Regions from separate parts of the Homo sapiens genome. Here region 2 is linked to region 1. A link is a contact called in ENCODE Hi-C or POLR2A ChIA-PET data. All regions are on one chromosome and are shown on one strand. Each heading gives the region's core, a stretch centred on a gene start or an enhancer-like site at or near the end of the contact. The rest is flanking DNA. Distances are from core to core; before and after follow the strand shown. Region 1 overlaps SPMIP2 (sperm microtubule inner protein 2). Region 2 overlaps FNIP2 (folliculin interacting protein 2).

Evidence for each region. A loop is a pair of places that touch in the nucleus more often than their neighbours do. ChIA-PET counts read pairs that join two places held with the same protein, here RNA polymerase II (POLR2A). Pooled maps may share reads with other maps.
Region 2: a loop to region 1 is called in a map of breast epithelium, with 14 times the contacts of the local background. The contact joins two enhancer-like sites. A Hi-C loop is called at or near these places in 1 of 168 maps with a recorded cell type or tissue (breast epithelium) and 1 of 50 pooled maps. POLR2A ChIA-PET finds 5 or more read pairs at or near these places in 3 of 52 experiments (T-cell, WTC11 and activated T-cell).

What each region holds. Positions count from the first base shown.
Region 1 is chr4:158,995,083-158,998,446 of GRCh38, forward strand. All of the region lies in intron 1 of SPMIP2 (sperm microtubule inner protein 2), which reads right to left. Among named protein-coding and RNA genes, the nearest start is that of SPMIP2, 38 kb to the right of the region's middle. RefSeq lists an enhancer at 1,177-2,376. Within about 2 kb of position 1,714, at least 4 of the 41 ENCODE cell types and tissues checked have a DNase peak (open chromatin) inside an H3K27ac peak, as active enhancers do.
Region 2 is chr4:158,773,929-158,777,292 of GRCh38, forward strand. The region is part of intron 1 of FNIP2 (folliculin interacting protein 2); the gene reads left to right. Among named protein-coding and RNA genes, the nearest start is that of FNIP2, 6.6 kb to the left of the region's middle. Within about 2 kb of position 1,628, at least 5 of the 41 ENCODE cell types and tissues checked have a DNase peak (open chromatin) inside an H3K27ac peak, as active enhancers do.

The DNA of each region.
Region 1 (3,364 bases), core at 464-2,963:
TTCATTTTTCTTTTTAATAAAGACAAAGTCTTGCTGTGTTGCCCAGACTGATCTTGAATTCCTGGCCCCAAGTGATCCTCCTACTCTGGACACCCAAAGTGCTGGGATTACAGGCATGAGTCCCGTGCCTGGACTTTGTTATTATTCTTTTTGTTTTTTTGTAGTCAAACTTTCCTGTGGACAACCTGAAAGCAGGGGCAGTGGTTACTAATTAAACTGCTTCCAATAATAAACTCGTGGGATTATTGTGTCAACTAGGTAACTGATATAATTATGCCTCAAATTATAAATTGGAATTCAGTCACAAAGAATTAGAGAATTCACCTGACACTTATGCACAGCTTAACTGATGGCTTAAATAATATATTTGGCACCTTACCACATGCCCAATACTGGCTCAGTGTGAACAAAGGTCATTATGACATGGCCTCTGTTTTTCTGGCCTCCCATACAATCTAAAGACCATGCTCACCTCCTTTAGAAAATATTTTCTGAGCTGGACATGGTGGCTCAGGCCTGTAATTCCAGCACTTTGGGAGGCCGAGGCAGGTGGATCACAAGGTCAACAGATCAAGACCATCCTGGCCAACATAGTGAAACCCTGTCTCTACTAAAAATACAAAAATTAGCTGGGCGTGGTGGCGTGTGCCTGTAGTCCCAGCTACTCAGGAGGCTGAGGCAGGAGAATCGCTTGAACCCGGGAGACGGAGGTTGCAGTGAGCTGAGATTGCACCACCGCACTCCAGCCTGGCAACAGAGTGAGACTCCATCTCAAAAAAAAAAAAAAAAAAAAAAAGAGAAAACATTTTCTGTTCTTCATGGCAGACATTATTATTCACTGAAACTTTAAAGTACAATTTGATCTGTTTCATTTGTGTGCTGAGGTTTCCTAGCCGTTTCGTGACTATGTGTCTTGTCTCTTTGCTTGACAGTTAACCCGTTTTTCGTCCCTATTAGAGACTCGCACGACGTCTCGTTTGCTTTGGAACCTCTTTAGCATTCTGGACAGTGCAATGCACCAAGCAAATGCATAGTAATATTTGCTGAAAGAAGACTGCTTGCTCATTAAATTTGCTGATGTAATCAAAAATATAAAATTCTGTAGTTTTCCTGTCAAGTAGAGAAAGAAGGCAGAATCAAAAATTTTGTAAACATCCTTGGACTTTTAGTTGAAAAGTAAAACTGACCCATCTTGACAAAATTTTGCAACCAGGTGAATCCACATATTCATCTCTCCTGAAAGGAAAATCTAAGTAGATAACAAATAAATTACATTTTCTTTATTTTGGCTTGCAATTTTCCTAGCATAAATGTGCATGGTATAGTCAGTTTTATTATAAGAAATGCTCACCATTCACATAGATAGTCTCTAGATATTTCATGAAAAAAATTAGTAAGATTTGTGTATATAGAACTAATAAAAATCCATTTGAGTGCTGCAAGTAATAGGAAATCCATTGCAAAATTGATTAAACAATTAAGGAAAATTATGTCCCATAATAAGATCTTCTGAGGCAGGAGGAATCCAGGGTTGCTTTCTTCAGTAGCTCAATGATGTCTTCGGAATCACAGGCTTTTCCATCTGTGTGCACTGCATCCTCTCCTTACCCCTGGCCAGTTCCCCTTGAGGTCCCAAGGAGGCTGTCACGGTTTCAGTTATCATAGGCAGATACAATGATGTTCAAGAGGGTGTGTGTATGTTTAATCAGCAGGGAAGCCCTTCCTAGAAAACCTCAGATAAATTCCTCTCTCATTTTATTCACCAGGATTGAGTCATTCGTCTCTTCCTAAAACCAAGAGCTGGCAAGGGAACTGGAATTTCGATGACTGGCTTGGATGATTCAGAATTTAATCCTGAGTCATGTGAGGTCAGGGTAGACACCCAAATAAAATGGAAGCTCTCTGGAAAGGGAGAAGAGTGTGCTGGCCTCTGGGTAGTCAGCTACAAAGCAAAAAGGAAAACATTCCTCAGAGAAAACACACACACACAAACACACAGCTACAATGCAACTTTTTACTGCTGCTGTGCAATTTACTTTTAAGACCACATGAAATTATTTGAAGTTACTTCTTTTCTCCTCTTTGGTCTCTGTTGCTAGCTAAATCATAATTAGTTTGGTGTTCGTACTATCATACTTGTGAATATGGCTTTTTTTTTTTTTTTTGAGATGAAGCTTCGCTCTTGTTGCCCAGGCTGGAGTACAATGGCACAATCTTAGCTCACTGCAACCTCTGCCTCCTGGGTTCCAGCGATTCTCCTGCCTCAGCCTCTGAAGTAGCTGGGATTACAGGCATGCGCCACCACACCCAGCTAATTTTGTAATTTTAATAGAGACAGGGTTTCACTGTGTTGGTCAGGCTGGTCTCAAACTCCTGACCTCAGGTGATCTGCCCACCTCAAAAGTGGTGGGATTACAGGTGTAAGCCACCGGACCCAGCCAAGGATATGGGTTTATACTAAAGCAATGCAAAGAAATGAAGGCAAGCCAGGGGCTCATTCAGAAACTATCCTCACAAAAGGCAAGGGAGAGGGCAATTATTGGTATTCCTCCATATTCAAGCTCTTTAGTTGTTGTTGTTATTGTTTAGAGACAGGGTCTCACTCTGTTGCCCTGGCTGGAGTGCAGTGGCACAATCCTGACTCACTGCAGCCTTGAACTCCTGGGCCCAAATAATTCCCCCACCTCAGCCTCCTAAGTAGCTGTGATTACACGCATGGGCCTCCACACTCGGCTAATTTTTAAAATTTTTTTGGTAGATATGAGGGTCTTACTATGTTGCCCAGGCTGGTGTCAAACCCCTGGCCTCAAGTGATCCTCCCACATCGGCCTCCCAAAGTGCTGGGATTACTGACATGAGCCACTGTGCCTGGCCTCCATAATCAAACTCTTTGATCTAGAGCAGAGGTCAGCACATTTTTTTTTAAAGGTCAGATAGTAAATGTTTTAGGCTTGCAGGTCATACATACAATCTCTATCACAACTCCTCAACCCTGTCACTGCAGTGGACAATACGTAAACCAGTAAGTGTGGCTGTGTTCTAATAAAACAGAATTTATGGGCACTGAAATTAGAATTTTATATAGTTTTTATGGGTTGGTAAATATTTTTCTTTTAACTTTTTTCAACCACTTACAAAGTGAAAGCCCACTTTTAGCTGTATAAAAAAAGGTGGCAAGCCAGATTTGGCACATGAGCCATGGTTTACTAAATCCTGTTCTACAGCAGTTTTCATATTTGTCTTTTATCTTACATCTCCTTCTTGCATATTTTAGATATGAATGAAGCTTCTCTATTTATTAGACTTAATTAATTGATTACATAACTGCAAAAATAAGTATTTCATTTAAGTGGACTATTTTGTA
Region 2 (3,364 bases), core at 378-2,877, 220 kb before region 1:
AAAAGGAAATTGGTTAAGCAAAATGATATAGTCACACAATGGATGACATTCTATAGCATCCAAATCATAATTTTATACACAGACACACAAAACAAAAGAAAAATGTTCTCAATAGAAGAAGTAAAAGCAACTCTAATAGCCTGACTTCACCACTGTGCAATCTATGCATGTAACAAAATTACACTTATACCCCATAAATTTATATAAATTTTAAAAAGTAAAAGCAAGTTATAAATTTATGTGAAAAACATTTAAAAATAGGAGCGATTATGCATGTGCAGAATAGGCCAGCAACACTCTACACCAACATATTATAACAGTGGTTGCCAAGAGGTAGGTGAAAATTTTATTTTAATTTTTTGTGTTTTATTCTTGTTGGTATTTTTGGATTTTGCTCTAATGAATTTGTGTTACTTTTGTGATTTGGATTATTTTAAACCTAAATATTCTAGATTATTTAACTATTAGATTATTTAACTATTTAAGATAACTTAAATAGCATTTAGCATATTCTACACTGTGAGGGAATAGAGTAAGGATAATGTTTATGGAGAAATCTGATTTGAATAAATTTCATAGAATCTTTCTTCTTCATCAAAATAACTGTTAGCTCCTATTATTAAAAGTAATATGTTTGTTATGAGGTTTAATGTATTTAAAATCTAAACTCATTATAAACCTCAGAGGCTAAGTTAATTGGCAGTGTCAATAATGATAGGAGATATGTATGTGCAAAATGTTTACTAGTTTGACAGGGTCGCTACTTCACCTGAGCTTCAGAGCCCAGTGTAGTCTTCCTGGGGGCTCAGAGTACAGTTAGGAGCTGCATGCAGCTCAAGCTTTATTTGAAATATGTTTAGAAAAGACTGACACAGCCCTTTGGATTTTGAGGGAATGTGGATAAGAGGCCTGGATTAGATGTTTTAAAAGCTAAAACATGTAGTTATAATTTTAAGTCCTGAAATTTGAATTTGTTGTATTATGCATTATTATTTGATTTAGTAGGTGGTACTAAGAGATGGACGGAGGCATGTGGTCTTTTAATGCATGGAGTATATAGCTCCAAAAAGAGCATTGGTTTTTGTTGTTGCTTTAGGTTGTGTTTCTCGTGGTTTGCCTGTAAGGTCAGCCTAAGGAAGCTACTTTGCCGTTGTGTTTCCTTGGAAAAGGAAGCTGTAAAAGATTGTCCTTGCCGTCATGAAATACTTTGGCTGCCAGCATGAACTCCTGGTGTGTGAATCTGATTTGGGAACTGGTAATGTGCTTTATTTCTCCAGCCACTGTTTTTCTTGGTGTGGGTGAAAAGGAACAAATGTTTTGTACTGATTGTACAAGCCCCTTGCTTAGTGTGAATTGTTAGGCCTGGACTATGAGATCATATACTTGGCTGTAAAAGTAAGTCTTTCCTTTGGATGTAAGAGTGCTGAAATATTTGGTGAGTTCCTACTTACCAAGCATTCTTTATCTCAGATTTATGAAAAATGATTATTATGTAAAAAAAGGAAAAACAGGATGGACTTTTCCAGCTAACTGGGCATGTAACAGTGATTTCCCTCAACCCCACCCCATCTGTAAATGGAACATCCATGACTCACTACTCATGGCCACACAGACACTTTTGTAACCAGTGCTTGAATGGGAGGGTGGGATGGGGATGGAAGGAGATGGGCTGGCACCCCACTTGTGTTCAGCCAGAATCTGTCCAGCTGCCTTTATAATGGACTTCTGAAAAGGACAATGTGCCTTCTCATGCATCATGCTACATATTTTTTTTTCCTTATTGCACTTTCTGTTTGTGCCAGAATAATACAATATATTAAGTGCAATAAAATGTAGCCATTAATACTATAATGTTGTGGATAAATGTTGTATAGCAGAGTACTCTTTCTGTTATATAAGATTTTAGTATTAGCATGAGTTTGGATCCCCGATTATCATATTTCTGTCTCCTGAACTGTGTGCCTTCATTTCTAGGAATTATTTTTCTAGTTATTTGTCCCTGTAAACTTGTTTAATTTGTAGATTATACTTTAGAATTTGTGTCCATCATAGTGCTATAAGAGATTTATATATTGGTTTATGAAGATGATTTTATTACCACACCTAAGACTTTTTAATCATAAATAAGAGATTTCTGTATTTGATATATATCTTTAAATAAATGATTGGTGTTTGGTTATGTGCTGATGTCTAATTGAAAATGACAACCAATTCATGCAGGGTGTCTAAGTGAGAATGAACACTGAGGCAGTAGGAATTCATCCCAAAAGCTGAGGGGGGCTAATTAAGAACCTACATATCTGGTGGGGACCTCAGCCTGATTCCCAGTAAGGATAGTTGCATGTTGTCATAGCAACTCTTTCTTCACAAGTTGAAGACAAGTTAGACGTTAACCTGCACATTCCTCAAGAGATGAAACAGGTGTTGATTTAGGATGTGTTAGGAAGCAGCAGCAAATTCACCAGTTCAATTGATTCTGGCTTTAACACCTTATAAATACTTCAGACTGCCAACTCTCTCTCTGATATGCCTGGAAAATTGGACATTTTTTGTCTTATAGTCAAAACCTTTGGGGTTATGGGGGGAAAAGTATGTTATCATTCATTTCTTCATTAGCTATCCTCATTTACTCAAGTTCTTTTATAAAATATGATTTAAAGATAGTTACAAAAATACCTTTTAAATTCAATGCCACAAAGTCTTTTAAAGCATACATTTGAAATAACTGTAAATGAAACAAGAAAACGTACATGTGATAGTTACAGCATGGCTGTGAGAGTTCGTCTAAATCCTAGCCTTGCCATTGTGTCTCTGCTTTTAATGCAGTGCTTGGCAGGAAGTTGGCGTTTAATAAATACCTGTTGAATGAATGAATGAATTCAAGAGTTTTGAACACTGATGATCCTTAAAGAGTCTCTAGTATTCCAGAATCTGATCTCTTGAAATATTTCTTGATGTTTCTAGCATGCGTTGTGACATTTTAGAAAATGAATCTTGTTACAGACAACTCAAAGAAATTTCCTCCTTTTTGTCAATATTAGTGAATTATTTTCCTGGTATCAAAATGATAGGGTAAAAGTGCTCTAACAGTTGATTGACCTGCACCCCCACCTCCCTAAAAAAACCTTTAAGAAGACACTTGCCTAAGTAATATATCAGAGATCCAGTTATGAAATCCCACAGCTGTCAGAAATGACCTACTGAAAAATGATTTAAATATTTATGAAGCTATGAAATTGTTAGCTGTGGGTTGATGATGTAGAACTCTTCTCTATATACTTTTCAGATTCATTTGAATTCTTGTATGGCTTGGTAAAACTGAAATACATTATGGAATGAAATGAGCAAATTGGTTCTCTCAAAT